Linked DNA regions of Homo sapiens: region 1 is linked to region 2. The links are chromatin loops, found by intact Hi-C in ENCODE. Cell type or tissue: Caco-2. All regions are shown on one strand. Links, peaks and the distances in the headings refer to the core of each region. The heading gives the core; the rest is flanking DNA.

Region 1 (15,589 bases), core at 3,367-11,366, 790 kb after region 2:
CTTCCTTTTCTTCCTGCTCTAAACTTTTAGAACAAACTTTTACCCCTGCTCTAAAATCTTGCCTCAGTCTCTCACTCTGCCTCATGCCCCTAATTAAATTCTTTCTTCTGAGGAGGCAAGAATTGAGGTTGCTGCAGACCCATAGAAATTAGCTGTTGCTAACATAGGAATTCACTGTTGTTTCAGAGGGGAAGAAAAGTTGGAAAATATAGGTAATTATGTTGAGGGGCAATAAATTGTTACTAGAAAGAATGAATAGATACTGAAAGAATGAATAGATGCAATGAATATAAGTTGACCTACAAAATAGTTCTCTTTGGAAACTGAATAAATCTGAAAGACATATGACTTTGTAAAAAGTTTGGGCCAGGTCTGATTACATTCTTGGTCTTCTTTCCTGCAATAGATAATGAGACAACAGGGAGGAGAAAAAAATGTTTATTTTTTCAGTGGGTCAGTCTAATCTTTATATAGATAGGGACACAGTCTCTTCCAAGGCATGTTGATTTCTAAGGTTTTTTAATTCAAAATATTCTTTATACTAGGGAGACATATTTTTGAGTAAAATTTTGTGTGCTCCTTCATTCACCTCTTGAATGTATTTCAGTTTACTCTTACAATATAAAAACGACTGAGTTTTCAGAAACAAGAATTTTAACAATACTTTAAAATGTTTTCTGATTTCTGTTGGGAAATATGAGGGAATATATTCTAAACAGTTTAGAAAAACATTGTGTCAAATTTTGTAGTAGGCTTTTCTGTTTCACTGAGTTTGAAAAGAAAAATAAGAAATGAAAATATTTTAAGGGAAAACAATCATCAAATTCATCTTTGTATAATTCATAAAATTAACTGTTAAAAATTAGGATAATTCTAAAATTTTCCTTTTTCTCACTTCAGAAATATACTCTATGCATATTATAAATGCAAATAAGAAAACAAATACAGTTTATATTTACAAGGAACTAGTCTATATTTATGCTTTTTCCCATATAAAAATTTGGCCAATTTATGGTAAATAATTTCAGCGCCCCCAAATGAAGCAGGAGTATTTACCTTTTTCTCAAAAGTCCTAGCATTGTAGTAACCTAACACAAATCTCATCAGAGAAAAATTAATAACAAAAGCTTTCTGGTTTTATATATATAATTTCAATGCTACTTAAAATCATAAATTCTAACTCTCTGAAATATTCAAATACAAGTATTCAAGACTGTGAGATTGTTTACTTATAATAATAGGAAACCTTGTAGTAAACACATTTAAAATGACATTTTTGGGAAAAGAGTGCATGCATCAAATAGCTTCTCCAGTGAGTGTGTTTAAATATTTCCTTTCTTCAATGCTTATGATTGAATAAAAATAGAAAGCCATGTTCATAGTTGAATTTATAATCTCATGAGTGAATTGAAGACTGCTACTAATAAAGCAAGATAAACAGATGGAAAGAAAGAGGAGCAACATAAATTCTCATGCTGCCTTTTTTTCTGAGAAGTCAGAAGTGATGAGCAAAAGTATAATCATGTCTAAATAATGTGGCCTCACAGGGCAGATTTGCAACAAGATCTTCATGACAGAAGGCAGAAGGCATGCTGTTTGTGAGAAAAACAAACAAATTAACATTGATAGAGGGTCTACTATTTGAAAGAAAATACTTTCAATTTTCTTTTCTGCTACACTGGGAGATTCTTGTTCCACCAAGACAGCCCTAGAGAAAAGTAGGCCTAGAGAAAAGTAGAATAGCATTATACTGGCGTAATTGTGTCTTCTTCTACTACTACTAATAATAATTTTATTGAATTTATATCATGAGCCATATATACGGTTTTGAGACAGGGTCTCACTTTGTCACCCAGGCTGGAGTGCAGTGTCATGATTATGGCTCACTGCAGCCTCAATCTCTGGGCTCAAGTATTTCTCCTACCTCAGTCTCCTAAGTAGCTGGGACTACAGGCCTATGCTACCAAGGCCAGCTATTTTTTGTAGAGACAGGGTCTTACTATATTGCCTAGGCTGGTCTTGAACTTCTAGACACAATTAATCCTCCCACTCAGCCTCCCAAAGTGCCAGAATTAGAAGTGAGCCACCATGTCCAGCCATGAGCCATATAATTTGTTATGTACTTTATTAAGATGGTCTCTGATAAGGTTTGGCTCTGTGTCCACCCTCAAATTGCACCTTGAAATGTTATAATCCCCACATGTCAAGGGCAGGACCAGGTGGAAATAACTGAATCATGGGGGTAGTTTCCCCCATGCTGCTCTCGTGATAGTGATTGAGTTACCATGAGATGTGATAGTTTTACAAGGGGTTCCCCCCTTTGCTTGGCACTCATTCTCTCTCTTGCCACCCTGTGAAGAGGTGCCTTCCATCATGATTGTAAGTTTCCTGAGGCCTTCCCAGCCATGTCGAACTGTAAGTCAATTAAACCTCTTTCTTTATAAGTTACCCAGTCTAGGGTATTTCTTTATAGCATGAAAATGGATTAATACAGTAAATTGCCAATGCAGAGAGTCGGGTGCTGCTCTAATAATACCCAAAAATATGAAAGTGACTTTGGAATTGGTAACAGGCAGAGGTTCGACCAATGTGCAGGGCTCAGAAGAAGACAGGAAGATGTGGGAAAGTTTGGAACTTCCTAGAGGCCTATTGAATAGTTTTGACCAAAATGCTGATAGTGATGTTGACAATGGAGTCTAAGCTGAGGTGGTCTCAGATGGAGATGAGGAGCTTTTTGGGAACTGGAGCAAAAGTGACTATTGTTGTGCTTTAGCAAAGAGACTGGAAGCATTTTGTTCCTGCCCTAGAGATCTGTGGAACTTTGAACTTGAGAGAGATGATTTAGGGTATCTGGTGGAAGAAATTTCTAAGAGGCAAAGCATTCAAGAGGAAGCAGAGCATGAAAGTTTGGAAAATTTACTGCTCAATGATGCAATAGAAAATAAAAACCTATTTTCTGGTGGGTAATTCAAGCCCACGACAGAAGTTTACATAAGTAATGAGGAGCCAAATACTAATAACCAGTACAATGGGAAAAACGTCTCTATGGCATGTCAGAGACCTTCAGAGCAACCCCTCCCATGACAGACCTAGAGGCCTAAGAGGGAAAAATGGTTTTGTGGACAGGGCCCAGGGGCCCCCTGCTCTATGCAGCCTTGGAACATGGTACCCTGCATCCCAGCTGCTTCGACTTCAGCTGAGGCTAAAAGGGGCAAAGGTAAAGCTTGGCCATTGCTTCAAAGGGTGCAGGCCCCAAGCCTTGGTGGCCTCCACATGGTGTTGAGCCTGTGGATGCACTGAAGTCAAGAATTGAGGTTTAGGAACCTTCACCTAGATTTCAGAGGATGTATGAAAAGGCCTGAGTGTCTAGGCAGAAGTTTGTTGCAGGGGAGGAGCCCTCATTGAGAATCTCTGCTAGGGCAGTGTGGAAGGAAAATGTGGGGTGGGAGCCCCCACACAAAGTCCCCACTAAGGCACTGCCAAGTGGAGCTGTGAGAAGAGGGCCACTGTCCTCCAGACCCCAGAATGGTAGATCAACAAACAGCTTGCACCATTCACCTAGAAAAGCTGCAGACACTCAACGTCAGCCCATGAAAGCAATCGGGAGGCAGGCTATACCCTGCAAAGTCACAGGGGCAGAGCTGCCTGAGGCCATGAGAGCCCACCTTTTGCATCAAAATAACCTGGATGTGAGACATGGTGTTGAAGGAGATCATTTTGGTACTTTAAAGTATAATGACGGCCCTATTTGATTTTGTACTTGCAAGGGGCCTGTAGCCTCTTTGTTTTGGCCAATTTCTCCTATTTGGAATTGGTATATTTACCCAATGCCTGTACCCTAATTGTATGTAGGGAATAACTAAATTGGTTTTGATTTTACAGGCTGATAGGCAGAAGGGACTTGCCTTGTCTCAGATGAAACTTTGGAGGACTGTTGAAAAGGTACAATTGTGTTTTAAAATATGAGGACATGAGATTTTGGACAGGCCAGTAGTGGAATAATACGGTTTGGCTTTATCTCTACCCAAATCTCACCTTGAATTGTAATAATCTCCACATGTCAAGGGTGGGACCAGGTGGAGATAATTGAATTATGGGGGGCAGTTTCCCCCATGCTATTCTCATGACTGAGTTCTCATGAAATCTGATGGTTTTATAAGGGGCTTCCTCCTTCGCACAGCACTCATTCTCTCTCACACTGCCCTGTGAAAAGGTGTCCTCTGCCATTATTGTAAGTTTCCTGAGGCCTCTCCAGCCTTGCAGAAATGTGAATCAATTAAACCTCTTTTCTTTATATATTACTCAGTTTAATTTATTTATTCATAGCAGCATGAGAACAGACAAATACAGTCTCACTTGGTTCTTACAATGGCCCTATAAATTAAAATGTTTTTTTTTTTTTTTCTTTTTGTGGCTCAGGAAAATAACACTCATAGTGGTCAGTTTACTTACTAAGATTACAAAACTAAGAGGTTCTATAGGTGAGGTTTACCTGAGGATATTTGACTCTAGATCCTGAACTCTTTATTGCTATCCTATTATGCTTCCCATGACCCTTGAATAAATTGTGATGATATATAATTTCCAAAGGTAATGATAATAATAGTAGTAGCTCATCATTTATCAAAATCTTAGTTTGGAACAAATTCTCACGAACAGTGAGATTGTAATCACTGTATCACATTTATTCTCATACTCTCTTATGATCAGATAAAGGTTCAGTGCATTTATCAAGATTCCCCCAACTAATTGTGAGAGAGCAAGAACTGGAATTCAAATGAATGTGGTGACAAAGATTATTTCACTGACTAATCTTTAATCAGGCTCTTCTGAATCAATCTTTTCTTTGTCCCATCCTTGCCAGACCTCTGTAACTCAGTTTTAGGAAGTATCCTGGTAACTCAGTTTAGTGATGTTAAAAGATAAACTCAGGCACATTAAAATTTTAAAGAGTTTATTTGACAAAACAATTATTCATGAATCAGGCAGTGCTAGATTGCAAGTGGTTCAGGGCTCCACCAAAAAGACGCAAGAGGAAGATGTTTATAAGGTGTTTGTGAAAGTGAGACAAATAAAATATATTCAATTGATTACAGTGTAAAGTCCCTAGTGAGAGGTTTGTTGTCAATTTCTAATTGGCAAAATCTCTAGTTACAGGTTAGTTGGTGGTTGCTGATTGGTTAAGCTTAAGTTTTGTTTTATTGTTTATATTGTTAGGTTTCAGTTTGCTTACATGGAAACTCAAGGCACTGGAGCCCTCTCAGCCTAATAGCCTCCCAATTATTTTAAGAGAGAATTCCTGATCTCATTGATATATAATCAAATTATTTATCCTCATTTTCTCCCAGGTGATACCTGGTAACCCTGTTCTACCTTTAGCAAGAATCCTGTGATGTCAGGTAAACCAGGATTTCCCCTTGCCCCTGATGTTCTCTCTTAGTAATTTTTTAACCATTTTTGGCTATTTTTATCCATTTTTCTTATTGAATTTGGAATTGAGGACACTTTCCACCTACTACAATACTTCCTGAATAAAATCTGCTTTTAATACTTTACTACCTAGTTCTGGTTACTCTTTAACAGTGGTCTCCATGCTCCTAAAAATGATACTTCATTGAATGTTTTTAAATATGAGCAGGAATTTGAGTGAATTTGTAACTCTAAAGTTATTCCACATCTTAAATTAAAATATTCATACTCTCTTCCCCATAAATCTGAGTGTGTGTTTTAACTGGCGAGGTCTTCAAATATCTCATTTACTTTATAAATTATAGGCAATACATTTTAAATACTTTATATCATAAAAACTATAATTACTATGTTATAAATTGACAATGACAGAAGAAAAAGTGAAAGAGTCCAATACAGATAATATTAAGATATTAACTACACAGAAATCTGCAAACACTTAGATTTCTGCTAATATTAAAATTATTTAAAGATTTTGCCAGGCAAGTTCCAGAAATGTTCCCTTAGAGAAATTAAATTATTTTCTCTTCCTTCTGTATATAAATATTCTTGCTTCTGAACCAAGCTAAAGATATACTATAAAATTCCACACTAAAACTTTAATAAGATGAAAGTTACTTTTCTAGTTTTGGCACTATACGGCCAACTACCTCATCTTAAGTTTGAAGAGCTACTCTGCCAACATGAACAGGAACTGTCAAGCTTGTATCCTAGATCAGTGCCTGGAACATGGTAGGCCTTCAATATAAATTAATCCACTGTAAAGATCTACCAATTTTCTGGTTTCAGAAAACCCAGGAAAACAAAAGAGAAAAAAAATTCATTCAGTAATTAAATGGAAAATGATGTCAAATACTGTTAGAAGAGGAAACAAGAGCAATATAATAATGGTCTGAAATCTGTGGAATCCTACAAAAAAAATTGCCATCAAATATTGGTCTCAAGAATTGTTGTGCCACTGTTTAATTTGAAATTTATCTGTGCATAACTTGTCAGGATAGACCAATTATGCTGTCATGTCTAACTTCATATAAACCGTGAAATATGATGTCTTTTAATAGTCAATATGAATAATACTTTTGAAAGACAATTGTATTCTTAAAAAGACAAATGTAACTCAGGTCTAAAATAATATATTGTATTAGTAATTGAAAAAATAATGTGTTCCAACTTAAAACTAAGGATATGTTGAGAATCAAATTGGTAAAACCAATATGAAGTTCTTCATTAGTCTAACTTTAAGAAAGTGACTTCTAAACAGGATAAATGATTCTAGTAACTTGTAAGTTGTGACCTCTTTAGAAGCCTATTTATCAGCTGAACAAATCTCATATCACTTTTCATAGGTAGAAATGACTACAGAAAGTGATGTAGGTAGCAGTGACTACAGGAATAGGATCAAAACAGCATTTTTTACTGAAAGTTAAATTTGAATTAAGCAGTTGGAAGATTTATTGACATTTTTTAATGATACTTAAAGCAATAAAGGGTAATGTTCTATATACCATTATAAACACATTTTTAGACCTGGCTCATGATCAAGTATATTAGTCTTTTTTGCCATTATCTCTTAAATATATTTCTATTGGAAGCTACTTGTAACTGAATGAAAGCTCAGCTGCTTGTCACTTGTCATGCTGAATGAACAAGGATGAGATGCTGTGAAAGGAAAGTGACTTTAATCCAAAAGCCAAAAGTGGGGAAATGGCCAAGCTTATGCCTTAAAGAAACAATTTTTTATTCTGGGCTGAGTGCAGGGGATTAATAAGAAAAATTTGGTATGAGGTATAGACAAAAGTAGCAAGGAGACACTGGTGCATCTGACTTATTCTAGTGAATATCTTGGATTATTGCCCCCTCTGGTGTTTGGCTCATGCCATCTGAGGTACAGCTGGGTTGTAAATTAACTACTGTCTTAAAGTAATCTTCAGGTGAGTGTACATTCTGTAGCTGCCTGAATTGTTTCAAGATTTAGACCCTGGAACTTCCAAGTAACCACATGATTAGATATGGGAAAATGTTGTGCAAGGGAGTGTTTTGTGGTAAAAAGAGAGCAGAGGTTATTACATTATTAAGATCAAAGCCAAAGGAAAAACAAAACAAAACAAAACAAAATTTAAATGGGGAACTCTGTTACATACTCACATTGTAACAAGTAGACTGTACCTCCAAAATGAGCAAGATTAATAAAAACTTTGCTTGTGATGTGTTTTTAATAAAAGGGAAAGTAATAAATTATACCTTAAACTCAATCACAAAATAATGAAAAACAAATAAATAAATATTCTCACAATCATCAATGATACCTGCATTAATAATACAATAAAATATATTTTTAAAAGTTTAAGTGCTAATTTAAAATTTTATAATATGTAGGATCAAAAATCACTTTTTTGTTTTTTAAGCTATAATATTTTATTTTTGCTCTAATATAATATGTATATGTATACACGTATGTATGTATGTATATATAGGATTATAGCATTATGACTTTCAGTTTATGTTTATTTTGTGATTTTCTGTTTTAATTTCTGCATTAATTAGAGTTGGCAATTTCTTCTAATTTTTTTTTTTCATTTTCCCATAGGTTATTGGAATACAGGTAGTGTTTGGTTACATGAATAAGTTCTTTAGTGGTGATTTGTGAGATTTTGGTGCACCCATCACCTGTGTACAGGTGTACACAGGTGAGCAGTGTACACCACACCCTATTTGTAGTTTTTTATCCCTCCACCCCCTCCTACACTTCCCCCGCCCCGAGGTCCCCAAAGTCCATTGTATTATTCTTATGTCTTTGCATCCTCATGGCTTAACTCCCACATATGAGTGAGAACATGCGATGTTTGGTTTTCCATTCCTGAGTTACTTCACTGAAAATAGTAGTCTCCAATCTCATCCAGGTTGCTGTGAATGCCATTATTTCATTCTTTTTTATGTCTGAGTAGTATTCCATTGTATATATATGCAACAGATTATGGCTATTCTTGCAGGAGTAAGGTGGTATTGCATGTCAGTCTCTTTCTTTAGGTCTAATAATATTTGATTTATATATCTGGCCACTCCGATATTGTACATATGCATATTTGCAATTGTTATATTCTCTCATTGAATGGTTCCCTTTACCATTAAACAATGACATACTTCTTTTCAGTTTTGCACTGAAAGTCAATTACATCTGATAAGAATATGACTATTTCTGCTTGCTTTTGGTTTCCATTTGCATGGAATATCTTTTTCCATCCGTTCACATTCAGTCTACATTTGTCTTTAATGGTGAGGCACATCTCTTGTAGGCAGCATAAAATTAGGTTTTGTCCTTCTTGTCTATTCATCTACTCTATATCTTTTAATTGGATAATTTAATTCATTGATATTCAAGGCTATTATTGATACATAGGGACTTACTCTTGTCATTTTTTTCATCATTTTTCTGGTTGTGTTGTAGAATCTTAGCTTTTTTTTCCTTTCTTGTTATTTACCTCTTTGATTTGGTGGTTTTCTGTGGTTCTAAGCTTTGACTCTTTTCTCTTTTTTAGTCATGTATCTGATGTAATTTTTTCTATGTGGTTACCATGGGGCTGGAATAAAGAGTCTTTTAGTTGTAATAGACTATTTTAAGCTGATAGTAACTTTGGGCATATAAAAATATTCTAGACATTTTCTCTTTCTCCACAATTTATATTTTTGTTGCTTTAATTTGCTTCTTTATCTATTGTGTATTTCTTAGCAACTAATTATAGTTGCTGTTTTATTACTGTTTTTATCATTTCAACTTTAAACTTTCACAGTAGTGGATTGAAAGATTTACATAGCACCATTTAATCAATGGGCTATTATATCTAATTTATGCTCCACAAGGATTTCACCACACTTCTGCTGCTCTTCAGCATACTCTCTGTCAGTCCCATCAAAATATAACGGTTTACTTGTTATTTTGTTTCTTTTATGTTGGGAGACAAGCTCCAGGAAACTCCAGTCAACCATCTTGCTAACATCACTTTCTTTTCATATTCTTAGTGCTGTGTATTGAAGGGTGCAAGTTGGAATTTTGATAAAGAACAATTCATCACCTGTCTTCTATGTTTGTATTTTTTTTGTAAAATATTTGCCTACCTTAATATTATAAAAATTTTAAAATATTTTCTTTTAGACACTTATAGTTACAACTATTTTTTGAGTGGTGTAATCTACATCTAACTAATTTAGTCTGCAGTTTGAGGTAAGAGTAAAAATTCAAAAATAAACTGACTATACATATAAATTTGGAGAACATCTATATTTTATTTTATTTTTTAAATTTAATAATGCTTATTCCAATACCATACTGTCTTAAAAACTATAACTCTATAGTAAGCCTCAAAATCAGGAAGTACGTGTTCTCAATTTATTTCTATTTTGAAGTAATTTTGGCCATTCTATGTCTTCTATATTTTTTATAAATTTTAGAAACAATTTGTCAATTTCTACAAAAAGATACTAGAATTTTAATTAGGACTGAATTAAATCTAGAAATTATTTTGAAAAAATTAATATCATAACAATATTAAATATTTCAATCTGTATACAAGGTATATGTTTCCATTTATTTAGGTGTTCTTCAATTTGTCTCAGCAAATTTTTGTTGTTATAAGTATAGAAGTTGTATGGATCATTCACTGAAATTATATTTTGCATTTCATTGATTTCCACGCTGTTTAAATACCCCTTAAAATTATTTCTTAATTTGTTTTGCAAAAATTTAGAAACACAATTGGTTTTTGTATATAGATCTTGCATCCTGGGAACTTGATAAAAGAATATTAATTCTAGCAATATTTTTGAAAACTGCTTAATATTTTCCATGTAGACAATACTGTCACCTATAAGAAGACAGTTTTGCTTATTTCTTTCCAATCCTTATTCCTATATGATTTGTCAGGTCTTATTACCCTGACTAGAATATTTAGTACAATATTGACTGTATAAATGTTGCTAGATTCAATTTGTTAATATTATGTTTAGGAATTATGTATTTGCATACATAAAAGACATTAATATATAATTTTACTTTCCTGTTATATCTTTGTTAAATTTTGTTATCAGAAGTATTTTCCCTTCATAAATAGAGATGTGCTTACTCTTCTATTGTTGTAAACTGTTTAAGTAATATGGTAGTGTTTCTTTCTTAAATGCTTGATAGAATTTACTGGTGAAATTACCTACTGCAATAATTTCTTCAGAGAAGGTTTATAATTATGAATTAAATTTTATTAATATTTTCAGAGCTTTTCAGTTTTTAAAAATTTATTCTTGAATGAATTTGCTATACTATCTTACCAAGTTTTTTTTTTCATGGTATCTATGTTGTTAACATTATTCAAGCATTTTTTTTATATTGTGCTTATTTTCCTTTTAAAGTCTTTAGGATCTACAGTGATGTCCCCTCTGAATTTTGATCTTGGTAGTTTGTGTTTTATCTTTTGTCCTTTTCAGTCTAGTTGAGAATTTACTATTCTTTTCTTTAAAAAAGAAACATTTTGCTTTTTTTGTTATTTTTGTTTGCTCATATATATTTTATTTCACTTGCTTTAAATAAATAGTATGCTTCTAAATGTTGTATTTTGAAAGAAAATTTTTGAATATAGTACTAAGTTTCTAAATACATCACAACTAATTTCTTCCTATAAATAATAATTCACTTAAATATGGTCCATTTGTTACAATTAATAAACCAATATTATTATTAATGAAAACCCATAATTTATCTTTTTAAAGTTTTTGCTTAATCTTTTTTTCTCTGTTCCAGGATTCTATTTATGATACCACATTGCCTTTAGTCACCATGTCTCCATAAACACATTTGGATTGTGATAGTTTCTCAAACTTTCCCTATCTTGATGGCCTTCTGAGATTTGCAGAATTCTGCTCAGTTATTTTGTGGAATGTCTTCATGGTCATTTTTAGGTATCATCTTGACTGGATTAACGAATACCTAGAGAATTGGTAAAACACTACTTCTGTGTGTGTCTTTAAGGGTGTTTCCAGAGGCGACTGGCCTGCTAATCAGAGGACTGAATGGGGACGCTTTGCCCTCAATGTGAGTGGGCATCATCTACTCATCTGAGGTTCCAAATAGAAAAAATAAAAGTAGGGAAAAAAGATTTTCTCCTTCTCTCTTTGATGTGAGACATTCCTCCTTCTGCTTTTGACATAAGAACTCAACCTTGGGACTTTAGGACTTACACCAGTAGCACCCCCGCCTGCACCGCCCGGTTTCTCAGGCCTTCAGGCTTGGACTGAGAATTACCCTTTTGGCTGTTTTGGTTCTGAGGCTTTCATACTTGGACTGAGCCATGCTAGCCTCATCCCAGGGTCTCTAGTTTGCAGAGAGAATGTCCAAGGACTTAGCCTCCATAATCATACAAACCAATTCTCCAATAAATTCCCAATTATATATCTATGTATATTTATATATGTATCTATATTACATGTATCTCTGTATTATTGGTTTGATCTCGCTGGAGAACATTGACTAATTCAAATGTCGATTAGTTGGAGATTGTCTAGTGGTTTATCATAGACTGAGATTTGTGATTTAAAGGAGAATACCACGGAGAACAAATTGTCATTTTCAACACAACAAATCAGGGGAAACATACTCTACACATTGCTTATCACTGATTGTGACCTTGATTACCTGACTGAGATAGTATTTGTCTGATTTCCCCACTGTACTACACTCTTTAAAAGGAAGTCACTATGAATATTCTATATTTAAAAAAATGGGAAGTTATGTCCCAATACTTTGAGGATGCAGTATAAATGCAAACTGTTTAGAATTCTTTTGCGTGGCAGATTTATTATTCTATCTCCACACACACAGAAATCTATTTTGTTATTTAATTATTTGTTTGTATCATTATTGACTCATTGTTATTTATTTGACATTTTGCGCTATAATCTAGTACTACTTTATTATGTTGCTCAAATTGTTCCAGATTTGGCCATTGGGACCTCTTTCTGTTGGTGCCTGTGTCTCTTTGACACACCTACACCTCATCAATTAGTGTGTTTCTGCATGTGTGCATTGTGTGAATGAGAGGGAGTGGTAAGGGCGTAGGTGTGTGTGAGCACTTCATTATTTTCTGGGACTGCAATATGCTCCAGGTTCTTTTTGTTCTGACCCAGTCATAAAATCAGCCATTTCTCCAAGTAATCTTGGTTCCTTTTATTGGAGAATGGTATTAGAAACCAAGGTGTGCTCAGTGCAACTGTAGTGTCCTTGCTTTGTGACCCTCTCAACTAACAAACTGTGTGTGTGTGTGCATGTGCATGTGCATGTATAATTGGTTATCCATAGTAGACAATACATGGGTTTATACTAATGACTCCTAATCATGGATTATTCCAGCCTCCTACCCTTACTTATTTGTAGTCTCCCATTCTAACAGTGAGAAAACCAGATCCCACTGCCTTCCATTCTTCAATTTCAGTATACATGTATACCAGTATTGGAATTGTTAACCTATGCCATCATGGGAAACAATTTTATCAATCAGAGTAGAGTAATTATATACAGGCTTTTTAAAATTTAGTCTCACTGCATTCATTTTCAAAATTACTTAGGAAAGAATCTATTCCCTGAACCCTCTTCCCTGAGGAAGTATTATGCATTTGTAATACTGTTAGATTGTTTTCTCACAATCTTTATTCTGTTTTTCATTCTATCCCGACTAATTTACAGACATTAAAGTTCACTCTTTATGCTGTAAAGTTCTATGGGTTTTGACAAATGCCTAGTATTATCCACCATGATAGTGTCACATAATCATTTTATACTCCTAAAAATTTCCTTACATTTGACCTCTTTAAAGCTCAGGCAGGTAGGAGAATTTCTCGAGTCCAGGAGGTTGAAGCTGTGGTTGTGATTGTATTGCTGCTTTCCAGCCTGGGTCACAGAACAAAACCCCATCTCAAAGTAATAATAATGATAATAATAATAATAATAATAATAAACTATAATGAAATAAAAATGATGGTAGAATATTTTCATTTGCTTATATCATTTTCTGTATGTATTGTTTGTTGTGTCTTTTCAGATAAATTTTGCCTACTATTCAATTGGTTTGCTGTTTTACATATTAATTTTTAAGAGCTCTGTGTATAAGTTGAACATGAGCACTTTATCAGATAAATTTTTGAAAAAATTTTCTCACGGTCTGTCGCTTGTCTTAAATTTTTCAAAATTATCATTCACAAAAAAAAGTTTTCAATTTTAATTAAATCCAACTTATTTTTTTAATTTGTAAATTTGGTGGGCACATAGTATGTGTATATATTTATGAAGTACATGAGATGCTTTGATACAGGCATGCAATGTGTAAAAATCACATCATGGAGAATGGAGTATCTATCCCCTCAAGCATTTATCCTTTGTGTTACAAACCATCCAATTAGACTCTCTTAGTTATTTTAAAATGTACAACTAAATTATTATTGACTATAGTCACCCTCCTGTGTTATCAAATACCAGTCTTATTAATTCTTCTAATCAGTTTTTGTACCCATTAACCATCTGAAAATTGCCCACACCCTCACTACTCTTTTCAGGCTCTGGCAAACATCCTTCCACTATCTCTAGAAGGTCAATTGTTTTAATTTTAGGCTCCCACAAACAAGTGAGAACATTGGACATTTGTCTTTCTGTGCCTGGCTTACTTCACTTAACATAATGATCTCAAGTCCCATCTAAGTTGTTGCAAATGACGGGATCTCATTATATTTAAGGCTGAATAGTACTCCACTGTGTATATATACCACATTTTTTTATACATTTGTCTGCTGATGGACACTTAAATTGCTTCCAAGTCTTGCTATAGTGAATAATGCTGAAATAAACATGGGAGTACAGATATATCTTTGATATACTAATTTTCTTTCTTTGGGGTATTTACCAAGCAGTGAGATTGCTGAATCCTATGGTAGCTGTATTTTTGCTTTTGGAGGAACCTTGAAACTCTTTTCTATAGTGGCTGTACTAATTTAATTTTCCACCAACAGCGTATAAGAGTTCCCTTTATTCCACATCTTCTCCAGTATTTATTATTGCCTTTGTTTTGGATATAAGCCACTTTAACTGGGGTGAGATAATATCTCATTGTAGTTTTTATTTGCATTTCTCTGATGTTCAATTATGTTCAGCACCTTTTCATATGACTGTTCATCATTTGTATGTCTTCTTTTGAAAAATGTATTTGAATCTTTAACATATTTTTAGATCATATAGTTAGATTTTTTTCTACAGAGTTGTTTGAACTCTTTATGTATTTCAGTTATTAATTCTTACTCAGATGGGTAGTTTGCAAATATTTTCTCCCATTCAATGGTTGTCCTTCACTTCATTGATTGTTTTTTGTTTTTGTTTTTGTTTTCTGCTGTGTAGAAGCTTTTTAACTTGATGCAATCCAGTTTGTCCATTTTTGTTTTGGCTGCCTGTGCTTGTGGGGTTAAATTCAAGAAATGTTTGCCCAATCAAAGTTTTTGCAATGTTTTCTTTTAGGAGTTTTATTGATTGAGGTCTTAAATTTAAGTATTTAATCCATTTTGCTTTTATTTTTATATGATGTGAGACAGATGTCTAGTTTCATTATTCTGCATAAAGATGCACAGTTTTTCTTGGATGATTTATTGAAGAGACTTTTTTTTTGCCAGTGTATGTTTTTGGCACCTTTGTTTAAAATGAGTTCACTGTAGGTATATGGATTTGTTTGTAAAATGCTTATTCTGTTCCTTTGGTCTATGTGTCTGGACTTATGCCAGTACCATCCTGTTTTGTTCACTATAGTGCTATAGTATAGTTTGGAGTCAGGTAATTTGATTCTTTTTTTTTTTTTTTTTTTTTTTTTTTTTTTACCCTCAGGATAGGTTGTCTACTCTGGGTCTTCCGTGGTTGCAAATAAAATTGTAGAATTTTTTTTTTCTTTAAAGAATGTCATTGGTATTTTGATAAGAATTGAATTCAATCTGTAAATTGCTTTTGGTAGTATGGACATTTTAACAGTATTGATTCTTCCAATCCAAAAATTGAAATATATTTTCATTATTTGGTGTTCTCTTCAATTTTTTATTAGTGTTTACTGTT
Region 2 (15,589 bases), core at 3,598-11,597:
GGGGAACACAATCAGAATCCAATACATACCCTGAGTTGAGGAGACAAAGAATGAGTCCAGGAAAACCAAGACAGCTAGAGTTTGCAATGCAGAGTGCTGGTGAGGAGAAAGATAAAAGGATGATAGGGAACAGTACTCAGTTCTTGCAGAGTCAGTTATTTTGCCTATTTCTACCAGCTAGAGTAAAAAGGCACATAAGTCATGGCACATTGATTACAATACTAAGAGTTGACTCACCTAGTACTTGGAAAAAAAGAAAAAACATAATCCCAGACTAAATTACACTTCTAGTTCTGCCTAATTAAGCTTAAAAACAAGACCCCAAAAGATCAAAATGTGTCTAATTCATTTAATTATATTCCAGACCAAAGCTCAATAATATTTTTTAAAATACAAAAATATACATCATTAAAAAGAAATATTAACAATGTCTGACATGTAATAAAAATTACCAGATATGAAAAGAAATACAAAGATATAACCCATAATTAGGATAAAACACAATCAATTCCACACCAGAAATGACTCAGATGATAAAACTAGCAGATAAGAATATTCAGTTAACAAGACTATTCTGTATCTTCAAGAAGTTATAGGAAAGGCTGCATATGTTAAGTAGAGAAATAGAAGAAACATGTTTTAAAAGGGCCCTATTTGACCTGCTAATGATAAAAACTACAATGTCTGAAATGATTAAAATGTGCTGCATGGGGTTGAATGTATATTAATATTTGGAAGAAAATATCAGTTAACCTGAAGACATAGCAATAGAAACCATTAAAAATAAAAGAGATTAAAAGATGGAAAAATTAACACAATATCAATGAGCTGTGACATAGTTTTAAGCAGCCGAATAAATGTGCAAATGGAGTCCATAAAAGAAGTAGGGCAGAAAAATTGCTTGGTGAATTAATGGTTAAAATGCTGCAAATTTTATGCAAATTCTACTCTCAGAGATCAAAGAATCTCAACAAACTCTAAACAAAAATAACAACTCTGGCCAAGATGGCTAGATTAGAAGCAGCTACAGTCCATGGCTCTCACGAAGAGGAAAGAAAACAGCAAGTGAATTCTGCACCTTCAACTGAAGTATCCAGGCTCTTGCATTGGGACTGATTAATTGGACAGCTTGACCCATGGAGAATGAGGAAAAGCTGAGCGGGGCGATGGCCCACCTGGGAGTGGCACAGAGCCAGGGGAGCTCCCATCCCCAGCGAAAGGAGGTGGTGAGTAATTGTGTGACCCCACCTGGGAAACCACACTTAGCACACGGATCTTTGCAACATGCAGGTAAGGAGATCCCCTCGTGAGCCCACACCATCAGGGTCTTGGATCCGAAGACAGAGCTGTGCAGTCTCAGCAGAGCAGCCACTTGGGCACCCACAGAGATCCGGGAATTGGTTTGCATACTTTGGCCCTAAGAATTCTGTCAAGGTGGCAGATCCATCTGTGCATTCCCCTAGGAAGGGGGCTAAATCTCAGGAGCCTAGTGGTGTCATTCTATGGGTGCCATTCTCATAGCATCTAGCAAAGTTAAGACTCACTGGCTTGGAATTCCAGCCAGCCAGTGACAGCAGCTGGAGACTGCCTGAGATGGACCAAGTTCCCAGAAGGAGGGGTGGCCACCATCTCTGTGGTTTGAGTCGGCCGTTCTAGTCCGCCAGCTCTGGGGAGTCCAGGTGGTCCAGACTGGGAGGAGTTCCCCACAATGCAACCAGATCATGGCCAGGCTGCTTCTTTAAGTGGGACCCTGATTCATTCCTTCTCATTGGGCGAGACCTCCCTGTGGGAATTTCAGCAACACCAGCTAGAGTTATACAACAGAACTCTGATCTCTCCCCTGGATGGAGCCCCTGGAGGGGAGAGGTGGCCGCCATTTCTGTGGTTCAGCCAACTTAGTCTTTCCATCATGCTGGCTCTGGAGAGTCCAAGTGGTCCGGACTGGACTGGGAAAAGGAAAATGTGCTCAGTCTGCAGGTTGTCTTGGTGAACGTGTAACTCAGCTTGGTCCAGGACCACGATCAGGGACCAATCAGGAGCTGAAATGATAAATCACAGAGGCTGCTCAGCTTGGCCCAGGACCTATTAGAAGCTGAAGTGAAAGTTTGGCCCAAGACCAATCAGGCGCTGAAGTGATGATTCATAGAAGCCGGACTTATAGTCCTAAGAAAGGAAAGGAAAGTGCCCATCGGAACCCACTGGAGCCCACCGTGCCCATGCCCACAAAAGGAGAAAAAACTTTTTTCGGGAGGCCACTGACTATACAAAGGATAAAGGCATTTTCTATGCCAGGCCTTGTTCCCTTATCTGAGTGAGCTGGAGGTTTGTGCAAGTTTTTATCCAAATGGGCCAGAATGGCCCAAGGTTTTTTGTATCTGTGCAGCTGTGGGCATGTCTCCAGGCACAACATCCTGTTCTAGTTCCCTTATCTGTGCCTGCAGCTTGAATTTTTTTTCCCAGACTGCTTTTTATGTTATGTGGGGAAGAGGCACTGACCCATGGGCTCGGGGCTCTTTGGGACTCTTCCCTTGTTATCCACCTAAGGCAAGCTACCTAACTCCTTTCATTTCCCCCCCACTCAGGAGTGGAGACCTTAACTTCTATTAGGGAGATTCGGCATTGATCTTTCTGGCTACTTCCTGCTGGAAAGGGGAGTTGTGTAGGGAACAGCAGCTAGGATTGTTTTTGAGGTTGGTTTAAGGGTCCTCAGAAGAAAGGTGCATTCACGCATGGTTCCATTTGCATCACCATTTGGAGCTTGATAGCCTCTATGTGAAAAGAAACAATTTGGGTTATTAGAGGACATGTATTAAAATAAGACAAGGGGGGTAAGGACAGCTTAAAAATCTTGAAGCTGCTGATACATTTCGATAACTAGTGGCTACAGTTATGCTTGCTAAGATCTGGGTGCATGGGACTTAGCTTTGGTCAGATTTCTTAATTTTATCCTTCCAAAGAGACTTTTGGGTTATGGGCACTCGATTTATTCCTATTACCCAGCAGGATCTGCAGGATAATTGCTTAGACTAGAATATTGATCCAGATTTTTACATTACACATCTCTTTCTGTCTCCTCTGAGCCATAGCTGGAGATTGCTGGTTGGCTCACAGGAAGAAGCATGGTTATTTTAAAATGTAAGCAAAAAGTTAAAAATAACTGATGACACTGGAAGTTAATGATAGATGTATAAGTTTTAAAACACAATTTTCTCTCTCTCCAGTCCTCATTTTTGTTAAAAACAACTTATTGGCCGGACGCAGTGGCTCATGCCTGTAGTCCTAGCACTTTGGGAGGCCAAGGCGGGTGAATCACGAGGTCAGGAGATCGAGACCATCCTGGCTAAAATGGTGAAACCCCGTCTCTACTGAAAATACAAAAAAATTAGCCAGGCATGGTGGCAGGTGCCTGTAGTCCCAGCTACTCAGGAGGCTGAGGCAGGAGAACGGTGTGAACATGGGAGGCGGAGCTTGCAGTGAGCCGAGATCTCGCCACTGCACTCTAGCCTGGGCAACAGCGAGACTGTGTCTCAAAAAAAAAAAAAAAAAAAAAAAAAAAAAAAAAAAACAACTTATGATAGAACTGTATAGACAGGTATGAGGCCAGTTTTCTCAAGGGGGTTCTACTGGCTCTGCAAGTCGAGGTTAATTGCTTAAAGGGAAATACACCTTTCTAGTCAAAGCCTTGGAAAAACAACCAGTTTTTCCAATTGTGTTTTGTTGCAAAAGAAAATGGATTCTTGTTGCACTGATGCAAACAACTATATTGTTTAATTCAAGAGTACTCATAACTGGTTTCCAAATTATAGAAGAACTAGGCAGAGGAAAACAAACATGTTCCAAATCTTGATCACAGGAGTATAACTTGCCTAGTCGTTAAAATCTTTTAAGAGTCTCCTTGACTCTGAAAAATAAAATAAGGATCAGCAGTGTTCCAAGCAAAAGTCAAAAACTTGCTTCTGTCTTTTATTAGTTTAGTCCATTTCATGAACATTTGTTTTGCTTGATATTCATAAACATTTTAGCTTTTCATGAGTTCTGTACATTTTTCTGTTATGAGAAACCTGCATTTGAGAGAACCTGTTAAAATCCCACAGTTAGATTATAAACCATCTTTTGAAGAGAATTAAAACAAGACAATGATTGTCTCTAAATGACAAAATGCCCAATTTGGATATAGTCAGAAACACAATTGACAAAGAAATTTGGTTATTTTTGTGGTTTACAGTAACCCAACATAACAACCTTAATTGTGATTGATAGCACATATTTAGACATTAGAGCCTTAGACATCCCATATGGTTTTGGAGCACAGGTTAATATTAGTGACCAAAATATAACCTGAAGAATATTAGACATAACCTTGGCAATCCCATGCACCTAAACATATTAAATAATCTTGTTTACTTCTCTTCCGGATGTTCCAGGGACCCTCTGCAGCACACAAAAGCTAGGCATAAGGTAAGACAAACTTGAAACTGAAATTTGATTTTGGGAGAATATGTTGGAGGTTTAAAACACTTGATATCATTAAATAGAATTTTAGATTACCATAAGTCACTTCTTTTGCCAAAATGATGACTTAAGAATTTGAAAAAGCAAAAACCTTCATTAGCCCTTATTATTACATGAAAATCCTGCTCAAGAGAGAGAAAGCTAAATTTCACCCTTGCATTAGTTTACTATTAATGTTAACCTCAATTTTAATGAAACTTTATATACAATTCTATTGAATCTTAACCAGTTTGATCACGAGGTAAGATTTTTCACAAACCTTTTATAACCCTCTTGAATTTAGTCAATACATTCACACACAGAACTTGTTTTGCAAGATTAATTTTTACAATTTTTTTTTCACAATTTGCTTAAACCTTCTTTATTTTATCTAACTTAAGACAATTCTTGGCCAAGTGTGGTGGCTCACACCTGTAATCCCAGCACTTTGGGAGGCCGAGGCAGGCGGATCACCTGAGGTCGGGAGTTTGAGACCCGCCTGACCAACATGGAGAAACCCTGTCTCTACTAAAAATACAAAATTAGCCGGGCGTGGTGGTGCGTGCCTGTAGTCCCAGCTACTTGGGAAGCTGAGGCAGGAGAATCACTTGAACCTGGGAGGCGGAGGTTGCAGTGAGCGGAGATCGTGCCATTGCACTCCCACCTGGGCAGCAAGAGCAAAACTCTGGCTCAAAAAAAAAAAAAAAAAAAAGGACAATTCTTCATCTGTAGGCAAAATGTATATTTCCATGCCTTTTTATAAACTTTTACTATGAACACGTTTTACTGTTTTGCATACCTTGGGGGTAAATTTACTTCCAGTAGTTTTAATTACATATTATAATGGTAATTCTTAGCAATTCTTCACTTGATTGTAAAACCTGGTAAGTTGTTTTAATTATGTGCTAGGTGCAGATAAAGTTTGACTCTTTCCAGCATAGTTAGGGGCATGGATACTTCTATATATCTCCCTTTTATGTTTTCCCAAGGAGTCCCAGGCCACCAGAAGTTATTCTGGGGCCTTTTATGCACGCACTGAGAGGGGCAAGACAGAGTGGAGAAAAGTAATTTAGTTGACTTAGAAAAAATCCTTTTCCAGAGAAACAAGATTTTGAAGAGAAAAACATACAGGACTTTTGAATATATTCATAGCTTGGATATCCACTCTTAATTAAGCTGAGCACACTTTGAAAAAATTCTTTTTCATTAATTAAAACTCTAGAGAAGGTAAACACTGATTCTTATCATTTCTTTTACCGATTTACACCACTATCTGTTCGCAATCATGTTCAGGTTCTCTAGTTGACTCTGGGAAAGTGGCTGGGTTCAGGCAAGGGCAGGTTTTTTCTTTTACTGGACTGCAGATCCCTCTAGCAGCAAAGCTTGATATTTGACGAGGCAATTGTTTATTAGCCAGAGACTTCCCTTAAAGGACAGCAGCTCTGCTATACTCTGTGGGGTGCAAACAGTGAAGTTCTTACCCATGGTTAACCCACTGGCTGTTGAGCTGGACCTCAAGCCTCAGCCAAAACTCCCAGGACTATTTCCTTCCTTTCTGATACATATAGATTAAATACCTTCCCTATGAGAAGACTGAGGGCGGATGCTTTAAGTAGGGCTTGCTTTAGCTGGTTTAAGGCTTTTATGTTTTAGGTTCCCAAGTTAGGGAATGAGTTCTAGATGCTTAAGCTTCTTTTGTGAGGTGTTGTAAAGAATGAGCTATTTCACTGTACCCAGGTACCCACAGTCTTCAAAATTCAGTAATGCCCAAGAATCCCCTTAACTGTTAAAATGGACTTAATTATTTCCTCATCTGGTGTTTTGATTCCTTCTGACCAGACTAGACCTAGGTGCTTTACTGAAGTTTGACAAAACTGAGCTTTAGATGTTGAGACCCTATATTCCCTTTCAGCTAAGAAATTGAGAGCCTTAGTACCTTCTTGAGACCACCTCAGTTGGGGTACGGAGAACAGTATTATTTAGATATTGCAAAGTTTCAACTTGAGGGTGAGAAAACTTGAAATGTCTTTACACAGAACCTGTTTCAGCAACTTCTTTTTGATATCGGGGGCTTCCTGAGTAATGAACCTTTTTTTTTTTCTTTTTTATTGAATTGGGAGACAGGAGTGTGTTTCACTGAAGCTCTTCTCTGCCTTTCCAAAAAGGCAGGGGAATCTTCTTCTGGTTTCTGGTTCAACAAGAACAGTTTAGCGTAATTAAGAGGTTTGGTTCTGGTTCTTTGCGAGCCTTTTAAAATGCAGATCAGAAAGTGTTTCTTTTCCACTTATCTATGTGATTACTAGGGCTCCAATTAGGGTTTTCAAGGGGCACTGTTTCTCTTTCTGTTGGGAATGGGGATCCTGTCTCTTTTTCACCTTCTTTTATTTTAGACTTCTTCCTTTAAGACTTTTAGACTGGCTATAGGAGATATGCTGTTTATCACCTAATGTTTCTGCTGCCTGTAAGGCTGCCTGCTTTTCTGCAACAGTTAGGGTTTGGCTTAAAAGTAGCATAGCATCTCTCCATGTTAGATTAAACGCTTGCGTTAAATTTTGAAAAGCCTCTTTATGTTTATCAGAGTCATCAGAGAACTTGCCTAGGTCCCCCTAAGGTCCTGAAATGAGAAGGGAACTTGAATCCTAGTGACACCATGCCCATCAGGCATTTCTTGGGGGGGCAACAGCAAAGTTGGCAATTTCTTGAGTGGCACAACCAGAGGAGCTAATGATTTGGCTATTGGGAGCCCCTAAGAAGTGGGTCAGGTAGGGAACCCAGAAGTTGCATTTTAGGGTTCCCCAATGGTTTGTCTCTCTGACTTTGGGTAATCATCCTTTGTAGGCTTGCTTGACATGGCTGCTAAAAGGGCAGGGTCAACTGTACAATACTTACAAAGATTCGAGTTTTCCCAAAAAGCAAAAAAAGCCTGTACATAGGAAACCTTGGAGCACTTGCCCTCCCACTTACAGAAAATATCTAGTTGTTGAATAGTATAGAAATCAAGACTTCCCTCAGAAAGCCAGGTTTGTTCATCCCCAAGATGGGAACAAGGCCATGCCCCTGTGCAATAGAATATAAGCCAGAAGTCTCAGGGTCAAAGGCGTTCCAGTGATTCAAAATGCACTCAAGGGGAGTACTAACTGCAGATGGTTTGTTACTCATCTAGAAGGAGAAAGGGAGACAAGGTGTCCCTTATTCCTCTTCCTCCCATTTGTGTGACCCAGGGTGGAGAGAAAGAGAGAAAGTGTGTCCCCCTTCTCCTCCTTCCCCCTCTCCTCTGGGTCTCAGCAACCATCATAAGTGCCTCCCTATGGATACAAGTGTGACCTTTTATCCATGGTCCCAGAAAAGCTAGTCAGTAGGATTTCAAAACCTGTTCAAAACCTTACCATTCTGTCCTGCTGGATTCCTAGATCCACCTAGCCCAGAAGGCTCCCACGGTACCCCAGAGGCTTGGGAGAGATTATGTAGTAGTTGGACCTGGGCAAGAGTTTTAAATGGAGGGAGTGTCCTAACACCATTTCTGGCTTCCCTTGCTATGGCTCCAGCAAAAAATCAAAATCCCATAGAATGGGACTGAATAAATTCTAAATGTAAAATTCATTTTCTGTTTAAATTCCAATGTAATTGAATGCAAAACAGCTGCCTCAAAGAGTGTAAAAATTGAATGGCTGCCTCTCCTTTGATGGGGACAGTATTGAAGCTAAAATCTGTCTTATCAAAATGTCTTCCTCCTGACTGTTGAAAGTGGAGTTTTTCTGTCTACAAAGAGGACATGGGGTCTGATCACTGATAGAAGACCAAAAATGGAAAAGAATTGGGAGACTGGAAGTCTGGGAGAGAGAACGGACACGGCTCCCTACGGAGAAAAAAATCCCATTCCACTAGGTGGCACTGTAGGGTTAGAAATGTTAGGTAAACACTTCAAATTCTTTTCAGGCAAAAATTAGAGAGTTTTGGGGTTTGATAGGCTGTCCCTATAGCATGCCCCCCAGCATAAGAAAATTAACTTATCTCATAAAGGAACTGTTTAAATTTATTGGAAAATGATGAACTCTTATACGAAGAGAGAAACAATCCAAATGGAGCGGGGGATAGTCACTCGGGGTGAAGTATCCTCCCATACGATGCTATAAATGTCCATCATTGAGGGATAAAAGGGACCTTACTAGGTAAATACTTAAACGAAAATCTTGAATTCCCCCTGTTTCTAGGAAATCAGAAAAACAATAACTCTTCGAATTACATTCCTTATTACTAAGAAACCAACTGACTCTACCCAGCAAGACTATATTTCTAGGTTGCAAAAACACCTGCAACATTGTATACGATGGGATAGGAGACTCGATAGCCGTGAGAGGAAAGAAGGAAAATTCGATAGGAAAAGACTGGAAATCCTTGTGCCGACACCCTGACAGGCTGTCAAGGACTGGAGTTAGTCTACAGACCTTCAGATAATACTGGGGTGTAGCCCCAGCCAGAAATCTTCAGTCGCCCTAGGACCTTCTTCCAATCCCACGTGACGACTTAGGCCCTCCATGGAAGGAAACTAGATTGGAATAGACAAGAAGTCTCAGAAATGAAAGTAAAGAGTTAACATTAAAGGTCCACTCTTATTCATCCTTTTAATGAATTATCTTCTTCCCAGTCAATACACTAAGATGTAAGTCTTTCGTTGTCTGAGATAATGCCTGGAGTTCTTGGTCCTACCTCCAAGACGATTAAGGAGAGTGGACACAAAGGTGAGGTTAGAGTGAAAGTTTAATAAGTGAAAGAAAAAAGCTCTCTGTCAGCAGCGAGGGGGTCTCAAATGGGAGTACCCACTATGAGGCTGGGGTCAAGGGATTTTATGAATTGGGAAGAGAAAAAGATATGCTTAGTCTGCGGGCTGCCTTGGCAAATACATGACTCAGCTTGGCCTGGGACCTTGGTCCAGGAACAATCAGGAGCTGAAGTGATGAATCATAGAAGCCAGACTTATAGTCCTAACAAAGGAAAGTAGAGTGCCCACCGGAACCCACTGGAGCCCACTGTGCCCATGCCCACAAAAGGAGAAGAAACTTTTCCTGGGACTCCACTGACTATGCAAAGGACAAAGGCATTTCCATACCAGGCCTTGTTCCCTTGTCTGAGTGAGCTCTGGAGGTTTGTACAAGTTTTTATCCACATGGGCTAAAGGTTTTTTCTATCTGCAGCCATGGGCATGCAGCCAGGCACAATACCCTGTGCTAGTTTCCTTATCTGTGCTTGCAGCTTGAATTTTTTTCCCGGGCTGCTTTTTATGTTATGTGGGAATGAGACACTGACCAATGGGCCATGGGCTCTCCAGGACCCTTCCCTTGTTATCTACCTAAGAAAGCTATCTAATCTCCTTTGGGAGATTTTAATACCCCACTGACAATATTAGACAGAGCAGCAAGATAGAAAATTAACAAAGATATCCAGGATCTGAGCTCAGCTCTGGATCAGCTGGACCTGATAGGTATCTACAGAACTCTCTACTCAAAACCAACAGAATATACATTCTTCTCATTGCCACATGACACTTACTCTAAAATTGATCATATAATTGGGAGTAAAACACTCCTCAGCAAAGGCAAAAGAACAGAAATCATAACAGTGTCTCAGACCACAGCACAATCAAATTAGAACTCACGATGAAGAAACACACTCAAAACCACACAACTACATGGCAATTGAACAACCTGCTCCTGAATGACTACTGGGTAAATAAAGAAATTAAGGCAGAAATCAAGACGTTATTTAAAGGTAATGAGAACAAATAGACAATGCACCAGAATCTCTGGAATGCAGCTAAAGCAGTGTTAAGAGGAAAATTCATAGCACTAAATGCCCACATCAAAAAGCTAGAAAGATCTCAAGTTGACAACCTAACATCACAACTAAAAGAACTAGAGAAACAAAAGTAAACAAATGCCAATGCAAGTAGAAGAAAGGACATAACCAAAATCAAAGTATAACTGAAGGTAATGGAGACAGTAAAAACCCTTCAAAAAATCAACAAATCTGGGAGCTGATTTTCCAGAAAAAATTAATAAAATAGATAGACCCCTAGCTAGACTAATAAAGAAAAGAGAGAGGAATCAAATAGATACAATCAGAAGTGATAAGAGGGATATTACCACTGAGGCCACAGGAATACGACCAACCATCAGAGAATACTATAAACACATCTATGCAAAGAAACTAGAAAATCTAAGAAGAAACGGATACATTCCTGGACACATACACCCTCTGAAGACAGAACTAGGATGAAATTGAATCCCTGAATAACAATAACAAGTTCTGAAATTGAGGCAGTAATAAACAATCTACTAACCAAAAAAAGCTCAGGACCAGGCAAATTCACAGTTGAATTCTTTGAAAGGCACAAAGAAGAGCTGGTACCATTTCTACTGAAAGTATTCCAAACAATTGAAAAGGAGGAACTCCTCCCTAAGTCATTTTATGAGGTCAGAATCATCCTATACGAAAACCTGACAAAGATAAAACAAAAAAGAAAACTTTAGACCAATATGCCTGATGAATATCAATGCAAAAATCCTCAATAAAATAGTTTCAAACCAAATGCAGCAGCACTTCAAAAAGCTTATCTACCATGATCAAATTTTCTTCATCCTCGGGATGCAAGGTTGGTTCTACATACACAAATCAATAAATCTCATTTGTCACATAAACAGATCTAAGGACAAAATCCACATGATTATCTCAATAAACACAGAAAAGGCCTTTGATAAAATTTAATGATCTTCATGTTTAAAACTCTCAAAAACTAGGTATTGAAGGAACTTATCTCAAAATAATGAGAGCCATATATGAGAAACCCACAGCCAATATCCTACTGAATGGGCAAAAGTTGGAAGCATTCCCCTTGAAAAAAGGCACAGGAAAAGGGTGCCCTCTCTCACTACTTTTATCCAACAAATTATTGGAATTTCTGGCCAAGGCAATCAGGCAAGAGAAAAAAAACAAAGGGTATTCAAATAAGAAGTGAGGAAGTCAAATTATCTTCGTTTGCAGGTGACATAATCCTATGTCTAGAAAACTCCATTGTCTCAGGCTAAAAGTTTCTAAAGCTGATAATCAACTTCAGCAAAGTCTCAGGATACAAAATCAATGTGCAAAAATTGCTAGCATTTCTATACACCAACAACAGGCAAGCAGAGAGCCAAATCATGAATGAATTTTCATCCACAATTGCTACAAAGAGAATAAAATACCCAGGAATACAGCTAACAAGGGAAGCAAAGGACCTCTTCAAGGAGAACTGCAAACCATTGTTAGGAAATCAGAGAGGACATGAATAAATGGAAAAACATACCATGCTCATAGATAGGAAGAATCAATATCATAAAAATGGCCATAGTGCACAAAGCAATTTATAGATTCAATTTTATTCCCATTAAACTACCATTAACATTCTTCACAGAATGAGAAAAAAACTATTTTAAAATTTATATGGAACCAAAGAAAAAAAATAGAGCCTAAATAGCCAAAACAATTCTAAGCAAAAAGAACAAAGCTGGAGGCATTATGCTACCTGACTTTAAACTGTACTACCAGGCTACAGTAACCAAAACAGCATGGTCCTAGTACAAAAACAGACACATAAGCCAATGGAACAGAATAGAGAACTCAGAAATAAGACCACACACCTACAACAATCTGATCTTTGACAAACCTGACAGAAACAAGCAATGGGGAAGCGATTCCCTATCTAATAATGGTGCTCAGAGAACTGGCTAGCCATATGCCAAAAATTGAAACTAGACCTTTTCCTTACACTTTATACAAAAATTATCTCAAGATGGATTAAAGACTTAAATGTATAACCCAAAACTATAAAACTCCTAGAAGAAATTCTAGGCAATACCATGCAGGACATAGGCACCAACAAAGATTTCATGATGAAGATGTCAAAAGTAATTGCAACAAAAGCAAAAATTGACACATTGGATCTAATTAAACTAAAGAGCTTCTGCACAGCAAAGAAACTATCATCAGAATGAACAGACAACCTACAGAACGGTAGAAAAAATTTGCAGTCTCTCCATTGGGCAAAGGGCTTATATTCAGAGTCTACAAGTAACTTAAACAAATTTCCATGAAAAAAAATACATCCCCATTAAAAAATGAGCAAGGACATGAACAGGCACTTCTCAAAAGAAGCCATTTATGTGGCCAACAAACATATGAAAAAAATCTCAACATCACCTATCGTTAGAGAAATGCAAATCAAAACCACAATGAGATACCAACTCATGCCAGTTGGAATGACAATTATTAAAAAGTCAAGAAACAACAGATGCTGGCGGGGTTGCATAGAAAAAGGAACATTTTTACACTCTTGGTGGTAGTGTAAATTAGTTCAACCATTGTGGATGACAATGTGATGATTTCTCAAAGATCTAGAAGCAGAAATACCATTTGACCTAGCAATCCCATTACTGGGTATATACCCAAGAAAATATAAATCATTCTATTATAAAGATACATGCACATATATGTTCATTGCAGCACTTTTTACAATAGCAAAGACATGGAATCAACCCAAATGCCCATCAATGATAGACTGTATAAAGAAAATGTGGTACTTATACACCAAGGAATGCTATGCAGCCAAGGAAAGAATGAGATCACGTCCTTTGCAGAGACATGGATGGAGCTGTAAGCCATTATCTTCAGCAAACTAATGCAGAAACAGAAAACCAAACATTGCATATTCTCTCTTATGCATGTGAGTTGAATGATAGGAAGACATGGACACATGGCGGGGAGCAACACACACTGCAGCCTGTTGGGTGCTGCTGGACGAGGGAGAGTGTCAGTAAGAATAGCTAATGGATACCGAGCTTAATACTTAGGTGATGGGTTGTTAGGTGCAGCAAACCACCATGGCACAGGTTTACCTATGTAACAAACCTGGTCGTCCTGCGCATGTACCCCAGAACCTAAAATAAAAGTTGAAGAAAAAAAGAAACACAAGAAACATGAAAAATACTACACTGAGATACACCAAAATCAAATTGCTTAAAAGCAGTGGTGAGAAAATCTTAAGAGCTGCCTGGGGTAAGAGATTCCAATTTCCATCAGAAACAGTATAAGCAAGCAGAGAGTGGAGGAACATCTTTAAAGTACTGAAATAAAATTTTCAATCTATGCTTCTGAGCCAAATGAAATTTCTTTCAAAAGCAAAGGTGAAATAACAGTTTTTCAGATATACGACAGCTGAAATAACTAATCCCACCACACATGCACTTCAAGATGTGTTAAATGAAGTTCTTCAGGCCAAAGGATAATGATACCAGACATACATCTGGATCTACACAAAGGAATAAAGGGCAGCAGAAATGGTAACTCTATGGGTAAAAAACAAGACAATATTTGTCGAATTATTTGTTTTTTTTATAAAAGGTAATTGATTGTTAATGCAAAAATAACAACAATATACTGTGGGGTTATACTTAAAGTGTATGCCAATTGCAAGGAGCTTAAGAGGAAAGAGATGGAAATTTATTGTTGTAAGATACCTTGAGTAAACATGAAGTGGTATAATATCTCTTAAATGTGACAAGTGAAAATAATATACCATAAAACCTACAGCAACCCTTAAACTAACAAAGCAAAGAGTTATATTAATAAGCTAACAAGGGATATAAAGTGGAATCTTAAAAATTACTCAGTTAATCTAAAAGGAGGCAGAAAAATAAGATACAAGGAGCAAAAGAAAAGCTAGAACAAATGGAAAATTAATAGCAAGAAGGTAGATTTAAACCACTTACAAAGTGAATTTAAGTAGGAAAAGGACAACTTTTTTAAGACATGGTACTGTAACACATTGAGATCCATTTAGAAAATGTAAAACAAACAAATCAAACCTCCAATTCATACCTCCTACTATAAACAAAATTAACTCAAAATGGATTATGGATTATAGGCTGAAATCAAAATTCTATAACTACAAAACCTCTAGATGAAAACGTTGGAGAAAATTCTTGCAACATTGGGTTAGGCAAGAATTTTTAAATATAACACCAAATACACAACCCATAATAGAAAATAATGATATATTGGTCTTCATCAAAATTAAAAACTCCTGCTTTTAGAAGTTTAGAAAACTGCTTTTTATTCATTAAGAAAATGAAAAGAAATATTGTAGTCTGAGAGATAAAAGATTTGTATCTAGAAGATAAAAAGGACTCTCAAAACTTGAGAAAACTACCAAGTTTTTTAAAATGGGCAAAAAGTTTGAACACATTTTATTAAAAAAATACAGATGGTAATATGCACATGAAAAGCAGCTCAATATTATTTTTTAGGAAAGTGCAAATTAAATCCACAACGTGATATTACACATCAGGCTACAATTAAAAAGACTGACCACACTAGATTATGGAGGAACTGGAACTCTCACATACTGCTAGTTTGGCTATAAAATGATACAAACACTTTGGAAAGATTTTGGTAGTTTCTTACATATTAAGCATACATCTGCATTATTATTCTGACATTCCACTTTTAGATATTTACCCAAAAGAAATGACAGCATATATCTATAACCAAAAACTGGAAACAACCCAAATGTGTATCAACATGTGATTGAATAAATGTTTTATATCCATACAATGAAATACAAGTCAGCAATACAAATAAATAAATGATTGATACTCACAACATAAATGAATCTCAAAATAATTGTGCTTAGTTAAAGTATTCAGGCAAAAATACTATTTACATAAAAATATTTACATATTATTACATAAAAATTACATATTACATATTACTTATATATTACATATTTATATTTACAAAAAAAAGAAAATTCAAACTGATCTTTAGTGACAGAAAGGTCAGTAGTTGCTTGAGAATAGAAAATAGAGGGGCAGGAAGGGAGAATACAATGAGGCACCTGGAAAATTTTGTGAGTGTTGATTATGTTCACTATTTTGATTGTGGAGAGTATTCCACAGGTGTATACATATTTCAAAACTTATCGAAATTGTACATTTAAAAGCATGCAGTTTTGTCTCCTGGCAGGGAGCGTGAAAAATAAAAATAAAAGTGTGCAGTTTATTGTAGG

Evidence for each region. Hi-C counts contacts between places; a loop is a spot of excess contacts. Peaks named below come from ENCODE experiments on the same cell type or tissue, not always from the same donor. Only the 100,000 strongest peaks of a DNase experiment are listed, where the experiment ranks them.
Region 1: it touches region 2 in a loop (33-fold over the local background); 2 of 110 quality-filtered maps call a loop at or near these places.

What each region holds. Positions count from the first base shown.
Region 1 is chrX:94,655,521-94,671,109 of GRCh38, forward strand. No RefSeq gene overlaps it. Among named protein-coding and RNA genes, the nearest start is that of MIR548M, 400 kb to the right of the region's middle. In Caco-2, for the core only: CTCF peaks have their summits at 7,327 and 7,529; no DNase peak of the experiment used is centred there.
Region 2 is chrX:93,866,383-93,881,971 of GRCh38, forward strand. No RefSeq gene overlaps it. Among named protein-coding and RNA genes, the nearest start is that of FAM133A, 200 kb to the left of the region's middle. In Caco-2, for the core only: a CTCF peak has its summit at 8,333 (motif pointing right); no DNase peak of the experiment used is centred there.